Linked DNA regions of Homo sapiens: region 2 is linked to region 1. A link is a contact called in ENCODE Hi-C or POLR2A ChIA-PET data. All regions are on one chromosome and are shown on one strand. The core of a region is the stretch at or near the end of the contact, and the rest is flanking DNA. Distances in the headings are between cores, read along the strand shown. Region 1 overlaps MCC (MCC regulator of Wnt signaling pathway). Region 2 overlaps MCC (MCC regulator of Wnt signaling pathway).

What was found. A loop is a pair of places that touch in the nucleus more often than their neighbours do. ChIA-PET counts read pairs that join two places held with the same protein, here RNA polymerase II (POLR2A). Pooled maps may share reads with other maps.
Region 2: a map of heart right ventricle shows a loop between it and region 1 (4-fold over the local background). The contact joins two enhancer-like sites. A Hi-C loop is called at or near these places in 11 of 168 maps with a recorded cell type or tissue (Right ventricle myocardium inferior, Right ventricle myocardium superior, heart left ventricle and 3 more) and 10 of 50 pooled maps. POLR2A ChIA-PET finds 5 or more read pairs at or near these places in 3 of 52 experiments (AG04450, BJ and Panc1).

What each region holds. Positions count from the first base shown.
Region 1 is chr5:113,088,623-113,092,929 of GRCh38, reverse strand. All of the region lies in intron 8 of MCC (MCC regulator of Wnt signaling pathway), which reads left to right. Among named protein-coding and RNA genes, the nearest start is that of DCP2, 110 kb to the right of the region's middle. Within about 2 kb of position 2,799, at least 6 of the 41 ENCODE cell types and tissues checked have a DNase peak (open chromatin) inside an H3K27ac peak, as active enhancers do; they include heart left ventricle and heart right ventricle, where a contact is called at or near this core.
Region 2 is chr5:113,201,275-113,205,360 of GRCh38, reverse strand. The region is part of intron 3 of MCC (MCC regulator of Wnt signaling pathway); the gene reads left to right. Among named protein-coding and RNA genes, the nearest start is that of DCP2, 230 kb to the right of the region's middle. RefSeq lists an enhancer at 1,609-2,150. Within about 2 kb of position 2,045, at least 9 of the 41 ENCODE cell types and tissues checked have a DNase peak (open chromatin) inside an H3K27ac peak, as active enhancers do; they include heart left ventricle and heart right ventricle, where a contact is called at or near this core.

The DNA of each region.
Region 1 (4,307 bases), core at 1,550-4,049:
GACCACAAACAATGCTCCGGGGCATAGTCCCTTGCACATGTCTCCTCCGGCCTGGTGGGAATTACTCAGGATCACATGTCCAGGAGTGAAACTGCTGAGTCTCAGAGTGTGTATAGTCTTGCTTTGACCAAGTACCCCAGGGCAGCTTTTGGGAAATCTGGCCAGCCCATCCGCCCAACAGCAGCAAAGGAGTATTTCACCACCTACGTCAGTGTCAGCTCTTGTACTTTCATTGTTTCTTTCATCTCATTCTTTTTCTCAGGTTTAATTTTCTTTGGTACTGAAAATCATGTATTCTTAGGAAATTCTTTCAGCAAAGATCTATAGGTGATAGATTCTTAATCTTTGAGAGGGTCTTTATTTTTGCCCACACTCTTGATAATAGCTGTGTAATCTCCTGTGGCTGCTGTAACAAATTATCATGAACTTAGTGACTTAAGACAACACAAATTTATCATCTTACAGTCCTAGGGGGTCAGAAGTCCAAAATGCATCTCATTCACTAAAATGAAAGTGTCGGCAAGGCTGCATCTCTCTGGAGGCTGGAGGGGAGAATATACTTCCTTGTCGCTTCCAGCATCTAGAGGGAGCCTGCATCCTTTGAGTATGCCCCTTCCTTCATCTCCCAAGCCAGCAGCATAGCATCTTCAGAGCTCTAACTCTGGCACTCCTGCTTCCCTCTTAGAGGGGTCTTGTGACTTCTGAGTCCACCTAGATGATCCATGATACTCTACCCATCTCAGTTCCCTTTTGCCGTACAAGGCTACATTTACATTTCTCGGGGTTTAGGGCGTGGATGCCTTTGGGGGCCATCATTCAGCCTACCACAATATTCTAAGTAGGCATTAGATTTTAAGGTGATAGGTTTTTTAGTGGCATTCAATAGATTTTATTGAGACTGTGTCAGTCCCTGTTGAAGGTGTTGGCAATGCAGTAGTGAATGAAACAGAACAACACCCACAGACCCACAGAACCTGAGATGCCTCTATCCCATGAGAAGGCAGTGTGTGTGTGTGTGTTTGTGTGGTGTGTGTGTGTGTGTGTGTCTGAGTCTCATTGCATCACCCAGGCTGGAGTCCAGTGGTGTGATCCTCCTAGCCCACCATGGCCTTGACCTGCCAGGCTCAAGCAATCCTCCCACCTCAGCCTCCTGAGTAGCTGGGACTACTGGCTCACGCACCACTCCTGGCTGATTCGTTGTTGTTGTTGTTGTAGAGACAGGGTCTTGCGCTATTGCCCAGGCTGGTCTCAAACTCCTGGGGTCAAGCAACCTTCCCACCTTGGCCTCCCAAAGTGTTGGGATTACCACCAAAGCCACCGTGCCTAGCCCCACAAGAAGGCTTTTAAGATTTGGTGTCTATTTTTGTTTCATTATTTCTTAATCTTAAGGAAATTATTCCCCTTATCTCTTTAAGGTTCCTCAGTGTACCTATTGTGATGTGGTTTACCAGTTGCTTTATTTTCATTTCCCCTAGGGTGAATTCAGCTCCTGATTCAGACTGCTGGCTCTCTTGTTTTATCTTTTGCTCTCTGTAGTTGTCCTCACTCTGTGTCTGGCAGCTTTGTGGACCTGGGCTCCCAGTCATGGGAAGCCTAAGTCTCCTGTTCTCTCTTGATACTGGGCGATTTACAAATTAGGCAGTTTCTGAGGCAGTGGGTGGCCTGGCAAAATCCAAACCAGTTTCCAGTGTTCATGTCAAGTTTGGAGTCCCACAGTATGCAGATAGTATAAATTTGGACCTCACACCCAAAGGTGCCACTGGTCTGGGGTTTTGGTTTCTGAAGGTTGACTCCGCTGCACAGCCTCAGGATTCCTTCTGTGGACAGCACTTTCAGCTTTTCACCTATGGGTCGAGCAGAGAGGCTCCAGGCGTGAGGCAGAGGGATCAGCTCAAGCAGCTAGACTAGCAGGCGCCCTCCATCTCCTCCCTCCCACGCTCTCATTCTGTGCCCTGCTCACAGCCCCTGGGCTTGCGGTGGCACCACCTCCTGGCAACTCCTTCAGCCTTCTTTCTCATTTCTGGCATCTGGAGATTTTGCTGTCTTTTGACCTTGGCAATGAATTTATTTCTCATTGTTCCTTTTTTAATGCAGGATTTCTATGCATTTTTAATAGGAGCACCTGTTGACTTTAGCTGAAGCTGTCATATGCCGGGAAGTTTCAATTGTTGTGTACAGTTACATAGCTGCAACCTCTGTTAACCTCTGAAAGCCTCTGTTCTCATTCTTGTCCTTCCTGCTCTCTGCCAAAGCTGAATTAGAGTCTGCCATCGTCCTTCTGGGTAGACTGGCTGCCTCTCTTTGTATACATTATAGACTTTTTTTATTCTGTGTCTTTCATCAGTGCTCTTCTTTTCACTTGGCCGTTGAGGAACGTGTCCAAATTTTGTTTCGGCCAATGCCCCAGGCACATTCTTATCTCCGTTGTGGTTTTAATCCTTTTTTATTTTGTACTATTATTTATTGAGGTCTCTAGAGTTGGAAGAAAACAATGTGTTCTTCAGTCTACTGTCTTCAAAGAGAGCTCAACTGAGCTGTCAGTGCTGCTGTGTAAGCTTCCTTTTTTTTTTTCTTTTTTGGTCCTAGGTCAGCCTCCTTTCTCATTTCTGACATTCCCCCCTCATGCCTAGCAGAGAAAATAGAAGCCATCAGATGGGAGTCCCTGTTTCGCATCTTCCCCTGACAGTCTGCAAATCACGTTTGTTATTGCCCGTCCTCACCTCCTTTCCTTTTCTCCCCGAGAAAAAGGTGTCCCCATCTCCCTGTCCTCCACTGACCCTCCACTCCTGCCAGCTCCACACAGGCACTCTGCCCACCACACTGCCACACCTCCTTCCTGGACCTTATCCATGCCCAGCATTCCTAAATCTATCTATCCAGTTCTAATTGCTTTCCTTCAGACTTACATCTCTAATTGTTGACTGATAAGCCCTCTCTTACATACCCAGTTGTTTTCTCAAATTCAGCATGTCCAAAGCTGATATCATTGTCAGCTCCGGACATTGTCAGCTCTGGTCATTTCTTTCCGAAAAGATCAGCTTCTCTTTATGTTTTTCTTTCTCATTGCTAAGTAACTCCATGATCCACTGAATCACCCCAGCTACAAGTTTGGGTGTTTTGTTTGTTTTTTCACCTCCTTGAATATTTTTAGAACTGCACTGATGGGTACAGTAGCTACTAGCCACATACAACCATTTAGATTTGAATTTAAATAAAGTAAAATACAATACAATTAAAAATTCAGTTCCTTGAGTACACCAGGCACATTGCAAGTGCTTACAGCCACGTGTGGCACCAGGCTACCATAGCAGATAGTGCCACTCTAGAACATTTCCGTCTGTACAGGAAGTTCTGTTGGATAGTACTGGTCTAGAGTGTATTTTGCCATCCTTATTCCCACTTCGCTGACTGTATTTGAGCCCTCATAATTTCCTATCTGAACCATCAGTAGAGCTCTTGGCTCACCAACTTTTTCTTCCTTACTTCAGTCCATTTTCTCCTCTAATCAAATGATTTTTACAAAACCCTTGAAGAAATACCAGAGGGTAACAACTGCAACCTTTTAATGTCATTTCCCTACTTGAACCTTCCAGAGTCTCCCCATTATCTTTTCCTCTTTATTTGCTTGTTGAACAGTTCAGCCTTCAAGATTGAGTTCTAGCGTTGCCTGCTCTAGGAAGGCAGAGGCCAGCCAGGTTTCTTCTTCTGCACTTTGACACTCCTTGTTGATACCCCTCTTTCAGAGCATGTTTCCCATCATAATGTTTACCAGACACGCAGTAACTTCAGGAGAAGTGAAAAAACAGCCTCTCAGGTCATGTTCTGGTGTTGAGGAACCCCAGTTGAGAAAGGCTGTGAAGGGTGCTGAATGATGTTCCCGCAAGTGTCAGTCCCTGCCTCAGGTTAGCCCTGGTTCTTGGCTATCTCTTGACTCCAAAATATATATTTTGTAGAGAGAAACATAATTCCTTCAATAAAAATAGCCGTGTGCAGTGGCATGCCCCTGTAGTCCCAGCCACTTGGGAGGCTAAAACGGGAAAATCTCTTGAGCCCATGAGATTGAGGCCAGCTTGGGCAACACAACATAGTGAGACCGTGTCTCAAAAAAATAAGTCTTCAATGAAGAAGGAGTATTTGGATTACTACAAACTCTCATAGTTCTGGAGTCTAGGAGTCCAAACTCAAGGTGTTAGCAGAGCCACACTCCCTCAAAGGGCTTTGAAAGAGAATCCTTCCTTGCCTCTTCGAACTTCTGATAGCTCTTGGTGCTCTTTGACTTGTGTCCAATCTCTGCTTTCATCTTCACA
Region 2 (4,086 bases), core at 796-3,295, 110 kb before region 1:
GTAAGCAAGCAGGGCAGGTAGTGTTCTCATTAAAGCTGAGGAAATTAAGGCTCAAAAGTGAAGCTCCTTGCCTCTAGGCCTTTAACTGTTTATTCTAGATCTCAAACCCACCTCCTCTGATTCTTAGATCCTGCTCTTCTCACTGCATCAGCCCTTCCTGTGAAAGCTGCAGGCTGGGTCCTCCAACACAAAATACATCAAGGGAACTCATAGAGAAAAATACCAGTAAGGCAGGGGGTGAGGGAGAGAGAAAGGAGGAAAAAACTGAGACTGGCATGTAAATTACCTGCTTCCTTCACCAAAAGTAGGAAGCAGTCTTTGGTGATGGAATTATCTGTGGCTTTGGCTATAAAACCAGTCCATAGCCCCAAACTCCCTGCATTAGCCCTGTCATCTGTTGAATACGGGGGAGTTACTGCAGGGTTCCACTTTTCATTAGGTGTTTGACTGTTTTCTGTACTATTCATATTTGCATTGATCAGTGGATGGATATAAAAGTAAGACTTCAAAACTGATTGTTTAGTTTTCCAGACTAATCCACCTTGAATTTGAGGTCTGCTATCTGACAAATGGCAAAAGGTAATATGATCAGAAGTAGATGCAATTACCCTCCCCTGTGATCATAACCGTGGGACAGAGAACAGCTTTGGAATGGCTCTTCGCTTGCACAATTTCTCCTGGTTTCCTGCCAGCCATGGTTTTCTGCCTGGAGCATTGTCTCTGCAGCTCAGGGCCTGCTCGCTCTCTGCCTGGCATTTCTCCTCAGATACTCTCCGCAGCACCCTCAGATCTGCCTAACTGCGTTGAACAGAGACGAGAGAACAGAGACTTGATGAAATGAGCATCAGGTATTTTAATACTAAAAATAAATTTTATTTGGTGTATATTTTAGAATTTTAGAATTCTTAATTTTTAGAATTTGGTGCATGTTTTAGAATTTTAATGCATTTCGGAGGGAAAGAGAGTGAATTTTAACTAGCTATCCACACAGTTTTAGAACTAAAAATCTGTATTTCAAGATCAATCAATAGAGCTTTTCTGAGGAAGAGAGCTTTGTGTGCAAAGGCCTTCATCTGCTGTGTGATGGCTTCATTACTTCACATTTAGTGCTAGAAAGAGGCTTTGTGATGATTTTAAGTATGCCTTGGCCTTCTTGTTCTTGCCCATAATGCTGATGAAACGGTTCTTGCAAACCGTCAAGACCATTCTCTAGGCACAGATGTAGTTACTCCCAGTCATCTCCTTGACCGTGTTTGTAGGCTTTATACTCATTCCTCTTATTCATCTCAGCTGCCCAGAAAGGCTGTGGATAGAGATGAGTGGGATAAAAATTGCCGGAAAAGGAAGGACGGAAAATAGGGGATATTGAGCCTGTACTCAGTTTGGCGTCCGGCATCTCTCCTCAAATTTGGTTTGCTCTTAAGAATCTGAATGGGCAAAGTTAAGGACCAATCTTGGTGACTTTTTTTAAAGCCTTCTTATAAATTATTATGTCCACATTAATCTGACAATGAAATGCCATGTTGCCTTGCGCTGGATCTATGGCAAAGAAATCTAATAGCAAACTCCATACATCTGGTGTCTAGAGCGCATCTTAACCTATCATTTCACATGTAGCCTTTATTTGTAATATTTTGATTACTGCATGTGTGTAAGATCCAGCGTTGTTTTTTTTCATTCTGGTGGCTTGCACGGCGCCTGGTTGAGTGGTTGAATGTGGGTTTGCTTTGTTAAAGCCACAAACTTTGGAAGCGAAATAATCACGCCAAGTGATCCGGCTTATCTTGACTCTTCTGTAAATAGTATGCGCTCGGGGAGTATTCGGTGGCCCCCCGGGCAGGTCAGCAAAGTGGTTGTGAGACAGAGTAATCTGGTCTGGGCCGTGCTGAAAGCTCTTATTGATAAGGGATTAGTCTCGGTGGAGACAACGTGCTGTCACATGGGCATCAGTGCGATTGAGAGGAATGAGATCCGAGGCCGGTGGGGGAGGGACAGCGCTGAGTCACTGAGTTCATTAAAAGGCTACTGAACAGGCGTGCGGCAGGCGAGACCAACCCCGGACTGTGCCTCCACCACACCCATCCCCACACCTCTTGGGCAAGGAGGACCAGAGCACATGTCAAGGTAGGAGCACAAGCGGGGCAACTGGCCCAGCTCACAGTGCCTGTCTACCTCTTGCAGGTTCAGGCCCCTGGGTAGTTTCCCGGTGGGGCAAGAGGGAGCCCTGGCTGAAATGCAGGAACCCTTGTATTCCCCAAGTCCAGCCCCTGGTCCTGAGTATTGGCTTCTCTCTACAAATGGGAAGGGGAGTGGTCACCAAAAGATTTCCTGGCTTGGTGGCTCAGAAGTTCTGAAAGGGAAAATTGTATGCGCTTTACTGGTAGCCAGCAGTGAAATATTATTTTGCCGGATTGGGTGCAATTTAAAGTCACATCTAAACTTGGCAGTGAGCAGGCATTGTTGATGAAAAACAGGGTTGAGAATATGTCAAGTCACTCTTCTAACACGGACGCCATAAAGTTCAAAAGTCTGAAGCTTCTATACCCCTAGAAAAAGTTTTTTTTTTTTTTTTTAAATAAAGGGCAAACTTTCATCTGCATTGGGGCTGAGGGGAAAGTAGAAGGTATATGGGGGAGCTGGGGAATGGGAACAGAAGTCATAAAGTCTGATAAACTGTCTCATCTCTGCAAGCAGAGGCTAATTATGTGTTGTTTGACTTAAGTTTTTTCCCAGTCTTAAACATCTAACATACCATGTGTGTATAAGCGTGTGTGTTTTTGTGTCCCCTGCAAATACACTGTCGGCGTATCTGAATGACTGCTAATAAATGAACATGTCCAAAAGAATGACAGTGATGATCCTGTAGGCTAACTATGTACGTATTGTCGAAACAGATAGGCAGCTGGCGGTAACTGGAGAAAATCTTTCAAAGTAAACCCAGTGTCGGAGCTACCCCAGTGTAGGTTATCAGTCCTGGAGAACAGATTTTGGCAAATCTAGATAAAGAGTGGCTGCTTGGCCTAAGCAAGTTTTTTAAGGGACTAGTAAAAAGTCATTTCCTATAGAAGCTCCGTGTGCACTCCAGCACAACCCCGGGATTGCTTTATTTGTTTTGAGCTTCTTCCCCATCCTTCCTTTTTTTTTTTCCCCCTTTTGCAAAACTGAACATTGAATCAGTTAATCACAATTCATTCAGAAGTGTCTAAGGCAAGGAAGGCAGACAGCAGATTTTGGTGGCTTCGGTTAATGGGGAAATTTGTAATGGAGGCTGGGGTTGAGCAGGTTCAGGGAAGGAGGAAAGCCTGTGTGGTAAAGGAAAGCTTGCTGTTGACTGGGTTGTGCTGGCAGCCAGTAAAAACTGGGAGGGAAAGAGGAGCGATGAAAATGGGGTTGTGGGGTCGTTCCTTGCTGCCGTTGCCCCTTTATTGGCTGGAGTGAGTGTAGCCTGCCTGACAGCGTGTTACTTGGATGGCGGGACAGGAAACCACTTCATTCCTGGCTCCCCTGGTCTCAATTAGCTTAAGTGTAAAAACTTGCTTGATTTTAATCTAGCCCTCTAGCAGAATAAGACTTTTCCCCTTTAAGGAGAAAGGCATGTTGTCTTGGGCATTAATGAACCTTTACTAAACCAACCTTCCTGCATAATTAAATTACTTTGAAGTTATAGGAGCACCTAAAAATCAAGGCTTGACATAAAATCTAGAGCATATTTTTAATATTTCTTTCAAGTTTTCATAAAAGTTTGGAAAATGAGGATGTCAAAAGCATTGACTCTGAAATGCAAGAAATATGTTAAGCAAAACCTATAGCTGGGGAGAAAAGCAAAAGCTAGTTGGTTCTTGGGTTTTTAAAGTCACCAAGAAGGAGCCATGGATTAGGACTTCATCTGACTTGGGGCCCTAGATTTATGGAGGGTGGGATACCACACTGCTGTGGGCCAGTAGTTTCTTCTTTGTTTTTTTTTTTTTTTTTTGGAGATGGCGTTTTGCTCTTGTCGCCCAGGCTGGAGTGCAATGGCGTAATCTCAGCTCACTGCAACCTCTGCCTCCTGGGTTCAAGCAATTCTCCTGCTTCAGCCTCCCGAGT